Regions from separate parts of the Mus musculus genome. Here regions 2 and 3 are each linked to region 1. The links are chromatin contacts, found by POLR2A ChIA-PET in ENCODE. All regions are on one chromosome and are shown on one strand. Each heading gives the region's core, a stretch centred on a gene start or an enhancer-like site at or near the end of the contact. The rest is flanking DNA. Distances are from core to core; before and after follow the strand shown.

The links. ChIA-PET counts read pairs that join two places held with the same protein, here RNA polymerase II (POLR2A).
Region 2: POLR2A ChIA-PET joins it to region 1 with 15 read pairs in Patski. The contact joins the promoter of Bloc1s1 here to the promoter of Dnajc14 in region 1. POLR2A ChIA-PET finds 5 or more read pairs at or near these places in 4 of 5 experiments (Patski and embryonic stem cell).
Region 3: POLR2A ChIA-PET joins it to region 1 with 14 read pairs in Patski. The contact joins the promoter of Rab5b here to the promoter of Dnajc14 in region 1. POLR2A ChIA-PET finds 5 or more read pairs at or near these places in 3 of 5 experiments (Patski and embryonic stem cell).

Annotation. Positions count from the first base shown.
Region 1 is chr10:128,803,188-128,807,847 of GRCm38, forward strand. Dnajc14 (DnaJ heat shock protein family (Hsp40) member C14) reads left to right here and starts at 2,367. Exons shown (of 7, transcript NM_001359825.1): 1 at 2,367-2,496; 2 at 2,981-4,433. The coding sequence starts at 3,024. Tmem198b (transmembrane protein 198b) reads right to left here and starts at 1,260. Exons shown (of 5, transcript NM_178066.3): 1 at 1,046-1,260; 2 at 1-170. The coding sequence starts at 85.
Region 2 is chr10:128,920,722-128,925,381 of GRCm38, forward strand. Bloc1s1 (biogenesis of lysosomal organelles complex-1, subunit 1) reads right to left here and starts at 2,803. Exons shown (of 4, transcript NM_015740.3): 1 at 2,654-2,803; 2 at 1,933-2,005. The coding sequence starts at 2,714.
Region 3 is chr10:128,693,721-128,698,380 of GRCm38, forward strand. Rab5b (RAB5B, member RAS oncogene family) reads right to left here and starts at 2,548. Exons shown (of 6, transcript NM_177411.4): 1 at 2,466-2,548. It overlaps Cdk2 (cyclin-dependent kinase 2), which reads right to left. Exons shown (of 8, transcript NM_183417.3): 8 at 4,219-4,660. It also overlaps a transcript of Pmel not described here.

The DNA.
Region 1 (4,660 bases), core at 1,117-3,616:
ATCTCGGGGCTGGGGGCTCTGGGAGTTGTTGGTTAAAGGGCCTTGGGTGAGATGTTATAGTCAGAGGCAATGAGGCTTTTTCCATGGTAGAAGAGAAGGTGGTCACAGAATGGAAGGTTAGAGAAATCTCCTTTCATCCATCCATAGCTAACTGGCAGGGGCTGGTAAACCTGGAAGAGAATAGAAAGCAGAAACCACAAATCTTGGGGATTCTGTACTTCCATTTCTTTTGAAAAAATGACTTGTTCCAACTAAAAAGCAATTCCTCTCATCTGCAGTTGGAATTCAATACTAAGCCCGGTTGAACCAGACCGAGTAGGGTTAATAACGTGGGAGAGGAAGGAAGAGGAGAGGATGAGTCACCTTAGGGTCTCAGAACAACTGCTTACCACCCTGAAGGGCTGAGGAGAGCAAAGGGGTGGGATTGCTTCCTTAGACCTCCAGCTTCATCCAGCTCCCAGAGGTCCTAGGCACGGGGGTGGCCATCGGCTCCCCAGGCCTGGAGTTGCTCTCTAAACTCCTGAAAGTCGGAGCCCAAAACCTGTAAGCTAAATGCAACCCCCAAGGAAGAAAGGGAACAGACATTTAAAAGTTTCAAATAAGGACTTAAAGAGTCACCCAGTCAGCCTCTGTCCGGATTTTGAAGTCTTGGCTTCATGCCGAGATGGAGTGGTTGGGGAAAGCCGAATACAGCCAGTCCAAATCCCATCGCCCTACATGGAGTAAGCAGGCGCCTTGCCCACAGATAATCTCCTCACATCTTGGTATCCACTTGCTACTAGCCTCAGACTCACACGGGAATTGTTCCACCCACCCTCTCATCCAGGCACGCCTGGGCTGCCAATGGGATTTGATGCTGATCCTGAAGGATCACTGACGATGAGAGGTTGGCATTGCGGGAGTAGGGTGGTGCGGATGCACTTTCCTTCTGCCGTCTTTAGGGTACTGAGGCTGAAGGACTGGAGACCTCCCGGGGCTCTTCTCAATCGCTTAAGAGTTTGGGACGCAAAACAAGGAGAGACCAGGAAGGGTGTTAACTACTCACCACCCTGCAGGGCTGAGGAGAGCAAAGGGGTGGAATTGCTTTCCTAGACCTCCAGCTTCATTCCAGCCCAGAGGTCCTAGGCACACGGGTGGCTGTTGGCCGCAGGCACCCCCTTGGGCTACTGTGCTCTGTTGCTCCCTAAACTCAGGCAAGTCGGAGCCCAAACCCAGGGAGCTAAATGCAATTAGCTTGGGGGCGGGGGTGTGTGTGGGGGAAGGAGACAGGGAGTGTGTATGGGGTGGGGGGGGGGGAGGATGACATCACGGGGCGGGCCCCCTCAATCTTTACCTCTGTCTGTGGGGGAACCCAGGCTACCCACTTCTCTAATCTAGGAGGAGGGACGCCCCCTAACCATAGCAATGAAGAGTTTTGTGACGCCCATCAAGACTAAGACGGAAGGTCTCTGAATGCTAAGGAGATTAATTACCAACTTAACGTTTTCAAAGCCCAAATAGGGTCCCAAAGCACCCGCTGGTCCAACTTGGTTTCTTCCACTTCCCAGAGAATTGGAGTATTGTCTTCTGGGGAACCGGGTGGTCGGGAGCCGGAGAAGGGTTTTTAACTAGTGCTGGGTGGGGGTGTTCATGGGTGGAAAAAAAAACTTGTGGAGCAAGACGGGCCTGGCAGGGACACTGGCAGAACTGTAAGGCTTTAAAGGAGTGCAGACGAGAGGTTCCATCAGGGTCTGCGTAGGGGTTGGGGAGCGTGCTGGCTTCGACCCAAAGCTTACTATGTAAATGAGATGCAAAGCAGCACGCAGATGAGTGCGGGGTTCTGTTACGCTGGACTAGGTTCTGAGCTCCGTGGAACCAGGTACCCCTAGCCGCATTCCCTGGCCCGGCCCTTACGCCGCGTTCACAGGGGGCGGATCGGCGGCGTGGAAGCTCGCCAGTTGGGTCCAGGAGAAGTGTCGCGTCTCTTTAGGGGGCTAGCTAGTCCGGGACACACACTTCTCCGCAACCTCTTGGCTGGACAGCCGACAGGGAAGGGTCTGGGCGAGCAGGGTCGCTGGCTCCTCTGCGTGCCCTGGGTGTCTGTCTGCACGCCAAAGACGGTGTGTGCTTCGGCAGCCGCCCTTCATCTCCGTTTCAGCAGCGACGACGAGGAGTACAGTTCGCAGGCTTCAGCTCGCTTACGGCGGGACCTGCGTGGAGGCGGAGGGCCCTTTAAGGGGTGGGGCCGGATGCTCTAGCACCGCCTCCTCGATTGACTCCGCGCCCGCCGCGCAAGTGAGAGCCTCGGCTAAGCGCTTTTCTCTTCCCTTCGCGACCTTTTCCCCCCCCCCGGTGACCCCGGAAGTGGAAGTAAGCGGCCGTGGCGGGGACGGAAGGCGGAAGCGGAGCGTGAGCGGGAGGCGGAGCCGGGGGAGCTGCTCCTGTAGCTCCCCCTGGCAGCTCCCCCTGGCCTCAGGCGCAGCTGCTTGAGGAGGGAGGAGTTACCGCTGCTGCTCGGTACGTCGCCTTCGCCCCTGGTACCCCGTCGGTGGGTTCTCGGGTAATCTTTTGCAGGGGCACCTCGAAGCTCCGCCCTCAGCTTTTCCTCTAGCCCTGCACGGTCCCCACCCTTTTCTGACAGATTGCGGCCTCCCTCTTTCAGGCAGTCTTTTTTTTTTTTCCTAAGAGTTACCCCCCCACCCCCCCGCCGCCCCGACCACACCCTTTGCGGCACCCCCCCTCCCCCCCATTTCTCAGATTGAAGATTGTTAGCTTCTTGGAGGAAGAAGAAAAAAAAATTAAGATTTCGGGAGTAAGGGGGTTTCTGAGGTCCGGGTTGGTGCAAGCAGGTTTGTGGTCTGCCTAACTCACGTTTATTGTTAGGGATAGCGAATTTGAGCTAACACTGCCTGGGGAGTGGGTACATTGAATATGTCATTTTGAGATTGTTTAACTCTTGGTTCTATCCTTGACCATTCCCAACTTGATATCTTTGTTACAGGCAATGATGGCAGTGACCTAAAATCCTCAGGAAGCCCGGGGTCATGGCCCAGAAGCACCCGGGAGAAAGAAGGTTGTGTGGAGCCCACCGCAGTGGTGGTACCTCCCTCAGTACATCAGGATCCTCTGTGGACCCCGAAATACTTTCATTCTCAGGACTCAGGGACTCAGCAGAGACTGCTCCTAATGGTACACGATGCCTCAAAGAGCACTCCGGCCCTAAGTACACACAGCCTCCAAATCCAGCCCACTGGTCAGATCCAAGCCATGGTCCTCCAAGGGGTCCAGGACCACCTAGAGGAGGAGGCTACCCTGATGAGAGCGAGACAGGTTCAGAAGAGTCAGGAGTGGACCAGGAACTCTCAAGAGAGAATGAGACTGGGTACCAGGAGGATGGGAGTCCTTCTTTTCTTTCCATTCCATCTGCTTGTAACTGCCAGGGAAGCCCTGGAGTCCCCGAAGGAACTTACTCCGAGGAAGGAGATGGCTCTTCTAGCAGCCTTTGCCACCATTGCACCTCTCCAGCCTTGGGGGAAGATGAAGAGTTGGAAGAAGAATATGATGATGAGGAACCTCTTAAATTTCCCAGTGATTTTTCACGTGTGTCCAGTGGAAAGAAACCCTTGTCCCGGAGGCAGAAGCACCGTTTTCTGATCAAGGAGGATGTTCGGGATAGTGGACGCAGAGAACCCAAGGCCCCAGGTCGTCATCGGCTGGCCCGAAAAAGAAGTCAGACAGATAAGCGCAGAGGCCTGGGACTGTGGGGAGTAGAGGAACTATGTCAGCTTGGACAAGCAGGCTTCTGGTGGCTGATTGAACTTCTGGTATTGGTGGGAGAGTATGTGGAAACCTGTGGCCATCTCATTTACGCATGCAGGAAGCTGAAAGGCAGTGACCTGGACCTTTTTCGAGTCTGGGTGGGGGTCTGGGCCAGGAGACTGGGGGGCTGGGCCCGCATGATGTTCCAGTTTCTAAGCCAGAGCTTCTTCTGTGTGGTGGGGCTGCTCATCCGTATTCTTAGGGTAGTGGGTGCTTTCCTACTCCTGGCTCTCGCCCTCTTTTTGGGATGTCTACAATTGGGCTGGAGGTTTTCGGTGGGACTGGGCAACCGGTTAGGCTGGAGGGATAAGACCGCTTGGCTGTTCTCTTGGCTGGGTTCTCCAGCCTTGCATCATTGCTTGACTCTGCTGAAAGATAGCAGGCCATGGCAGCAGCTGGTAAGGTTAATACAGTGGGGCTGGCAGGAGCTGCCCTGGGTCAAACAGAGGACTAAGAAACAGGGCAATGCACCTGTAGCTAGCGGGCGATACTGCCAGCCTGAAGAGGAAGTGACCCGACTCTTGACCATGGCTGGGGTTCCTGAAGATGAACTAAACCCTTTTCATGTGCTGGGGGTTGAAGCTACAGCATCCGACACTGAACTAAAGAAGGCCTATAGGCAGCTAGCAGTAATGGTGAGTATCCTTTGCTGCTTCCTGTTGCTCTTTCCCCATATTTTCTGTTCCAGTTTTTAGGGAGTGTAGAGTCAAGGGAAGGTGAAGGATTTCCTTTCTTTGTTTTGTTTTTGAGTTAGGGTTTCACCTTGTAGACAGACTAACCTGGAACTCATGATTTCTCCTGGCTCCATCTGTGAGTGCTGTGACTTACAGGTTTTGCCACTATACCTAGCTAAGGGTAGCAT
Region 2 (4,660 bases), core at 1,553-4,052, 120 kb after region 1:
TATCCAACTCATATGGGGTGGTTTTCAGGGGAAACAGCCTATAACAGTCGTGGGAGATCAGCCAGGAGGGAGGACTGAGGAAACCTTGGGACTCTGGCCTTTTCTGGATATGACCCAAATGAAGCAGGCTCCTTCCTCCAATCCCAAGGTTCCCAGGAAAGCCAAGTCCGGAGCTGACTAGTAACCATTTCCTATCCTCTCAAGAAGTTTCTGCATCTGAGCTGGGGCAGGGAAGGTTAACCTGGGGGGATATCCCTGAGGAAGAAGCTGGGAGGGAAAAGGGAGCGTGGGAAAATTCAGCAGCAGCAGGGACACATCTGGCTGTGATTTGAAGCCCAGTGAGCTCTGCAAGAAGTTGCAAAGGAAGTCAGGCCCCTCCCTGGATCTGGAGTGGGATGGGAGACCACACCCCCTCCTCAGGAATCCTGGGTCAAATGAGCCTACCCCAAGAGATTTTCTTGGTTCTTCCCAGGCCCCGTTTTGAGACAGGGTCTTATGTAGCCCAGGATGACCCCAAACTCGCTATGTGGATGAAGCTGGCCTTGATCTAATCCTCTTGCCTCTACAGTCCAAGAGCTGGGATCACAGGCTTTCACCTTCAGACCCAACTCTCCCACCCACACAGATGAGTGAACACCACCCCACCCACACTGCCCAGTGCTGACACTTCTCAGCTCAGTCAAGGTGCTGGCTGTGGTAACTATCACTGCTAAGAGGTTAGCTCTCCATCCTCCACCAGTGTTTTTCACTTTCCCTTTTACATAACCAGTGTTCCCTCTCTTACTAGCAGATGACCTTTTCATTCCCTATTCCAAAGCTCTAGGTCAGTAAGGAGACTCCACATCCGGTGCCCTCACCCACTGGAATGTGTGGGGGCAGAGGAGGCAAAGGGCTGGGTGGGGGGGGGGGCTTCAAGAAAGTGGGCAGGGCACCTGACAAGGGCTGAGACAAACTAGGCCTTTGTTTTATTTTCTGGAGAATAGGAGCTGTGGGGAGCAACACAAAACCCTTTCTAATCAGGATTTGGCTTAGGTGCCCTCTAAGCTTCGAATGTGGGGTGGCGTCTAGCAAGTAAACAGAAAGAAGTCTGGCCAGCGTCACAAATGTAGCAAAGGATGTGCCAGTGTGGGAACACCAGAGAAGAGGAGGAGAGAGCTGTCTGGAGACAAAGGAGACCAGAGCCCCCAACCACAGCCATTCTTCCCCCTAATCTCCCCTCAAGATGAGTAATGGTTGATGACCCTAACCCTGCATGACTCCCTTGGATGAATCAGTCTCTGGATTTGCAACCAAGCCTGTCACTCGCCCTGGGCGGAAGGCATAGTATGTGCCTCCTTTCTTCCCATAGACAATCAGATCACCATCTCTGCACTCTTATGAGTCATGCAGGGCCAGGGAATCTTTCCAAGTCTTTGGATACCACTGGTCTTCTCATTGAGGGTTAAGGTTGGGGGAAGGGTCCCTGGAGACCCAGAAGGAAAGGAAGAGACAGCCTGGTTTTGTCACAGCTCTTGGCTTAGGCTCTTCCTTACTTCTACCAGCTGTGCCATCCTGTTCCTGCCATTTGTTTCGCAGGCTTTCCAGAGAGTAGGAGGTGAGGAAGGAAAGAGGGTACGTGGTGGAAGAGGTTGTCCTTCCCTCCCACCCAAGTGACAGCTGGACATATAAGGGTTAGTCGAGTTGGCCAGATGGCATCAAGTTGTGCCAGGGAAGTTAGTGTGGGGAGGGGAATTCTGTTTTCCCAACCACTGCAGCTGTCGCCCCCATCAGCGTTAGAGAGTGAAAGCTGACTCAAGTCTCCACAAAGTTACATTAGGGGGAGGGGACAGATCAGAGGAGTTACTGGAGCACCGGGTCCTTCTGAAAGCTGGCCCAGATGCTGTGTAACCAGGGTGGATGGAGGAAACCGGAGTTGAGGGAAGAGGTTCATACCCCACGTTGAGGTGATCCACCAACGCTTCGGTCAGGCAGGTCGCTGCAGCGATAGCTTCTCTCCTCCTCTTCTCTGGGGAAGGGGAAAGGGGTTGGAGCAGACTTCGTATTTGAAAGATGGTGCTAATGGGTCCTCACGCACTTATTACTGTTCTAGAAACTGCCAACTAATGCCAGACCTCTTAAAAAGAACCTTCCATACATAAACAAAACAAACCCCTTTATTTTGGAGGCAAAGAAACTGGGGCCCTGAGAAGGGAATGGACACTCCATCAGGTACGCCCAGGACTCTTCCTAGACATCCTTTTTCCACTACTTTGGGCAATGGATTGGCAACTCCAGGATTCCCAGTCTAGGCCTGGGGAAAGTTGTGCCTTAGCTGTGTGGCAGACTGGGCAGTCCCCAATTCCTCCCACTTCCGGGGTGAGAAGCTGGCTGGGCCAATTGGCAACGCGTTTCGCGCTCCAGGGGCGGGACTCAGGCGCCGCCTGGGCGGGATTGAGGGAGGTGGCGCAGGGACCCGAGTGGTGCCAAGGGGACCAGGGCTGGTTGGCAAGGGGACGGAGTTTCCAGAAGTGCCGCCCCCAATTCCCTGCCCGGCACTCGGGTCGCCCGCTAGCCGGCGCCCTCTCCTTGATCTGGGAGGTTACCCGAGGTCCAGGCCTCTGGAAGAAGCTAGGCCGCGGCCGGGAGCTGCCGACCGACCGGACGCTGAGCTCACCCTGCAGCTCCTTGCGTTCGTTCTGCTTGGCTTGGTGTTCTTTGAGCAGGCGGGACAGCATGGTCGAGTCTGGCTGGGTGTGGGCACGGCGGACCCCTCCCTAAGGCTGCAGGAACTGGACTATGCCTTGGCTCACCCGGAAGGCGTCACGTGATCGCAGTATCACGTGACGCAAGAGCCTCCCTCTGCTTTTGGCATCTGGTGGTTGGTATTGAGGAGCTAAAGGAGCGAAGTGGAGGGTTGGTTGCTTGGTGGGTGAGCTGTTCGCTAATGAGGCTCAGTTTCTGGAGTCAGGAACACTTTTCGCATTTAGTCATGCTGAAGAGTCAGTTTTCACATGCTCTGGCTGTCGGGTTTTGAGAGGATTGGTGTCCTGATGCTGTCCACTACACTTCTGTTACTAGGGTAGCAGAAGCTCTCTGAACTCATTGAAATTCTTCTCCTTCCCTCACCTTACCTCCTGGCAATGCCGGCCGATTCTCAGTGGATTCCCAGCTTCCTCTCCCTAGAAGAGAATGCTTTCTCTTATTTCCCAGCCCTCTTGTCTTCTCACCTCTCCACCGAGGTTCTCTCAGCTCTGGGTGATCACTGTAGAGCAGCATTTTAGGCACCTCAAGCAGCCTTCTAGGGAGCTTTGCTAATGTTGCGGGCAGTGAGTGGTGAATGCGCAGATCTATCTCTGTCCTTTTGTGGTCAGGGAATGCGAACCCATTTTAGTCGTGGCAGAAGCGTAAGTGCTACTGCCAAAGTGAAAGGTAAATTATACAGTGCTTCTCCGACTAAGGAGGAATGCTTCCAGGACTAATTCCAACTAGAAAAATTATAAACACCATCAATTTATTGCTGTTGTTTCTCTCTCTCTCTCTCTCTCTCTCTCTCTCTCTCTGTCCCCTAGGCTCCTTGTGCTTTTCATGGTGGCCAGGAATCCACCAGCGCTACAAGTAACCGGAGCTAAGGGGTGCATTACAAGTGTGCAGACATACCATGTGTCCCACAACTTTGATTCTAGCAGGCCTGAGGCAGAAGCAGGAGGATGTCTGTGTATTTGAGGCCATCCTGGTCTACAGAACAAACTTTGGGGCAGCTAGCAATATGTAGAGAGACCTTGTCTCAAAGCAGAAACACACAGACCACAAAAAAACGAATGTGGAGACATGCTGGCCAAACTTTGGTCAATTTTCTTACCCATTCTGAGCTTTAGTTTGATTGTTAATAAACTAAGGTGATTAGACTAATGTTTAGCTCTGGCTAAAGAGTAGAACCGCATTGAAGAGTTTGTAAATAATACTGTCATGTATGGTATACTGATGCAAACCTGTCAGGGGGCTGAGGTGGAAGAATGGGGAGTTCTAGATTAGCTTGGGCTACATAGCAAGACCCTGTCTCCTACTCCCAATTAAAAAGAAACTTGATCCCAAATTTATTTATTAAATAGACTTTCTGAAGGATTGATCTATGTATGTATGTATGTATGTATGTATGTATGTATGTAGCTAGCTAGCTATCTAGCTATCTATCATCTCTGTATCAGGTGATTCCAGAGTGCTTCCAAAGCTGAGGGACGTGGGGCTAATTCATGTCTGAGACTGTTTACAGCTTTGTCATCTACCCAGCTACCCATTTTCTGAGTTATGGCGCAGATGAAGTTGATAGCTTGGATCCAGTAGCAGGGCAAATGGATGCAGAACAAATTAGAATATTCTTCTTTAGAATAGCGAACAAAATAACCATGGAAGGAATTACAGAGACAAAGTTTGGTGCTGAGATGAAAGGATGGACCATCCAGAGACTGCCCCACCCAGGGATCCATCCCATAATCAGCCACCAAACCCAGACACTATAGCATATGCCAGCAAGATTTTGCTGACAGGACCCTGATATAGCTGTCTCTTGTGAGGCTATGCAGTGCCTGGCAAATACAGAAGTGGATGCTCACAGTCACCTATTGGATGGAACACAGGGCCCCCAACGGAGGAGCTAGAGAAAGTACCCAAGGAGCTGAAGGGG
Region 3 (4,660 bases), core at 1,298-3,797, 110 kb before region 1:
TCAAAAAGTCAAAAAAGTCCAAGTTCAAATTCAGAGAAATATGGGAACTTCTTGGGTCACTATACCAAGCCAGGTACAAGACCCTCTTCTGGAACCATGACCATCTCCCTGAGATAAGGAAGAGACAGTCAAGTACTGTGAAAATGTGGATGAACGAGGGGTTTCTGATTCTTCACTCTAGTAGAGATGCTAACAACTATCCTAAACAAAATTATTCCCCTTATTGTTTCTTTCTTGCCTATAAAAGTCTTGCTTATTATGCATTTGGGCGGTTTCTAGACTACCCAGTGCACCACTATGTGTATACACTGAAGAAGGCAAATGATAACTCAAAGGACAGCTCTATGTTTGTTCTGAATTTGATAGAAGGCAAGATGAACGGCAAAGGGAACACAATAAATAGCAGAGTGTCATCCAAGAGAATGTCGTGGAGAGAATGAGAACAGCATTTAGGAGCACATGAAAAAAACCTGTCTTTGCTTGGGTTTTTTTCATGTGCTCACTAAATGATGGTCTCATTCTTTCCATAGTATTCTGCTCTTGATTAGTCTTATTTAATACCTCTAACTGTCCTAAATGAAATAAGCTATGTATAGAAGGACTCAGATTTTATATATTTCTGTACAGCTTAAACACTTTAATATATGTATGTGTTACTTTGATAATTAAGAAATGTAGTGATACAAGTTATGGAGATGGCTTGGCGGCCCTTAGTGCTCTTGTAAGAGACCTGTGTTCAGTTTCCAGCACCAACACGGCAGCTCCTAATTGTCCAGCGGGTCTAGTACCTTTTCTGACCTCTGAGGGGTCCTGCATGCATGTGGTATATATGCAGGACACTATGTGGTAAAAAAAATAAATAAATTCAGTGATCACTAACATTAGTATAGAAAGGAAAGAGGAGGAGGAAGAGGAGGTAGAACCCTAAGGGAGAAACCAATAGGGTCCAATCTATAAAAAATTTGACAGGTTAGCAAACCCCTCCCTCTATATGTGTGTGTGTGTGTATATATGTATGCATACATACACACACACACACACATGCCATGTTTGAATACCAAACAGCCACAAGTTATCCTCTGACATTGTGGCTCACATATGTATGCAGGTTATTACATATAATATAATTTAAAGACTTCTTCATTCTCTATAATCCATCTTTCTAAATACCTCAAGGTTTGACCTAAATAACTAATCTCACACACACACACACACACACACACGTTCCTGAATAAGTGGGCAAAGAAGAAAGGATGGTGCCAACCTTCTGGTAGCTAACCTCTCAATTCTTCCCCAAATCCCTTCAGGGATATCACCTCACAGTTCCTGGCGTGAATAGTCTGTCCCATTAACTATCTAGGAAATGCTCAAGTGCAAGTCTCACAGAAGTTTCAATAAACATGGTCCTTTTTTTTTTTTTTTTTTTTTTTTAATGGCTGGGGATTGCTTTGCCCCTTTCCATGCAAATGACAGAGTTCCTCAAATCTAGGTTAAATAAGCGTAGTCACCACAGATCACATTATGAAGTGGGAAAGACTGAGCAAAGCACTCCCAAATTTTCTTAGTTCTCTCACAGTAGATGAAATAGGAAAAACAACGAATACAATAGCAAACCTAAAGGAAACAGGAGTGCAGTCATGACTAGCTATGAGGTCAGGGTAAACTAAAGTGGTGTGTGTGTGTGGGGGGGGGGGGCTGGACGTAGAGCTGCCAGGCGCCATGGAATAATACATAATTTTACCTTTGTCTTCATTCCCTATTCCTGAAGTACCCCAAAACTTCAAATCACCACACCCAAGCACTAAAGGAACAGAAGAGTAAGGAACTTCCAAGATACTGAGCCTCCCCTCACCATCATTCCAGAAGTTCCCATTACTAATAGCAAACCGTTTCTACTTCCTTCCACTTTGGTCTTCTACATTCTTCATTGACTTCAGTGAGACCAAATCCCTCTCGGCAACACCAGTACCCCTAGTTCCCCTTTCAACAGTCACTTTCCCTGAAAAGAATGCCTCTCTCGGCTAAGAGCCCCAACAGTGGATGTCTCGGGAGACCCAGCCTCGGCTACCCTCGGGGCTGGGCGTAGCACTGTCCCCTCCACACCTCCAGCCAAATGGGCTGGCTTCCCCTCCCTCACTGCCTGGTCTCCGACCCCAGCTCCTCCCTCCTCACCGCGGTGCTCAGAGTCCCGAGGCCGGCCCTGGTCCTCACCGGCTCCGGGTCCCCGCGCCCGGCCCCCGAGCGGCCACCACAGCCAGAACCCAGCCGCCTCCCAACTAGAGGCTCGGCTCCCAGCCCTGCCGATCACCTCCTCAGCGCCCACTAGGCCTGTGGGACAGCCCCTTCGGCCCTCTCCAGGAGGTTCTGGAGCCCTGACGTCGGCCCGCCCCGCCTCTGCCACAGGCCAGGCGGCGCTCCTCTCGGGACCTCCGCCTCTGCCCTTGTGGGCTCCATCAGCTCGGTACCTGGGGCTCCGTATCCCCCGTCGGGCCCAAGCCTGTGTGGAACAGACAAACAGCTGCAGCTCAACCAAACTCCTACCCCCTTCGCCTCCTCCTCCTCCTCCTCCTCGCCGGGGCGGCTCCAGCCAATCGCAAGATCACCCGCCTACCGTGGTGGGTGGGCTATGTGAGCGTCCGCCCGCCAATCTTCTGGAGAAAGGCGGGCTCTGAGGGACTATCACCAACTAGCACAAGTGAGAGACTGGATTGGCGAGGCCGCAAGCCAATACCTACACGAGAAGCCTTGAAGATTGACGGGATAAGTAGCCATTAAAGAGAGAGCTCCTGGGAAAGGGGGCAGTGCATCACTGACAGGCATGTGCGTCAGCCAATAGAACCTCAACACCCGTGACACCCCTCCCCCGCCTCTCGACTCGTAAACATCTAATCAGGTGAGTGAAGAAGGCGGGTCAAAAGGAAATTTTAACCAGTATTGGGAAATTTCCGAATTTGACAGGCAGGCAAGGCTAGTGAAGAAGTGAAGAAGGCTTTTGGTCGGGTGTGGTGTGGCACTCCCAATCTCAGCACAGTGGATTGGGGTGGAGGCAGTTCTGAGTTTGAGGCTAACCCGGGATACTCAGTTTAACAAGACCTCAGTATAAGGGGGATGGGGAGGGGAGTAAACTGGGCTTGGTGGCCCACATGTTTAATCCTAGCAATCGGGAGGATCTCCATGAGTTCCAAGCTACACAACGATGTCCCCCCCCCAAAAAAACAAAAACAAAAAACAATGATACCAGCATTAACCTTCTCTTCTCCCCGTGCCCTGCTTTCTGTGTCAAATTAAGAAAGTAAAGACCCTGCTGGGCATGGTGGTGCACGCCTTTAATCCCAGCACTGGGAAGGCAGAGGCAAGGCGGATTTCTGAGTCTGGCCAGTCTGGTCTACAAAGTGAGTTCCAAGACAGCCAGGGCTACACAGAGAAACCCTGTCTCGAAAAACCAAAAAAAAAAAAAAAAAAAAAAAAAAAAAAAAAAAGTAAAGACCCAAAACCAGGAAATTAAACAACTTTTATCTTGTAAATTCTTTTTAGTGGCGCACTAGAGAACAGTAGTTTTGGGGTGAATTGCCATGACAACAGAAAGTGGTAGTCTGAAGACACTTTAGCCTCCTAAATATTTTCACATTGATATTTTCTGAATTGTTTGTAAATGTGAAAAAACATTTAGACAACTTTGCTGAGGATTTTTTTTTTTTTTCGGTACTGAGGATTGAACCTAGGGCCTAGAGGCAAGCTAGAGAAGCATACACTTCCGGTAGAAGACCCAAGGCCTGTTCCCAGTACCACTGCTCACAGCTGCCTGTAACTCTAGGAGAGATGATATGCCCTCTTCTGGCCTCTGCGGGCACTTGTGGCTCACATGCACACACAATTTCAAAACCAGACCAAACAAACAAAACTCTACACAAAATGGTGAACACTTCCTGGGAAATGGAGGGTTGAGACAAAGGCCCCTGAAGCCCACTCAAGTTGCTGCTAAAAGAAGGAATTGAAACAGTGTTCTGTATTGGTGTGCCTGTGTGAGTAGGGGAAAGTTGGAAGGAAGCTCTTCAGTTTCTCCATCCTTACAAACACCCCACTAAAGAGCATGGCAGGAGGGCCTGCATGTACAGAGATTAGGTGGACACATACTGCTTATTCACATTCAGAATATCACCCACACCATTTTTTCAGTAAAAAAATAAATGAAGGATAAATATGAAAGAGATTCACTCTACAGCTGAGAATATTTTCTTTTAATGAATTTACAAACTAAATTACAAATAATATTAACAGAACACTGGAGGACAGGGAGTGGGAGAAGAAAATCATAAAAGAAATATTTTCTTTTAACAATTACAAAATCCCAAAGTGCACATGGCAACAAATCCATCCACACTGACAAAAAAAAAAAAAAAAGGAAAAAGAAGAAACAACAACAAAACCACTAAAGTATCCAAACTACTTTAACTTGAAATATAAATATAATTGTTCACTCTTTTATAGAAAATTTCCCCCAATGACCTAACCAGGTCAAAGCCTTACAAAAGCATCAGCATTCTCAAATGATGTCTCCTGGCCTGCATCACTGCTCTCAGAGGAGGACGGCAATGAGGCCCTCTGACAACTCAAGAACTGAGCTTCCAAAAGGAAGGCTAGGAACCTGGCTCATTGGTGG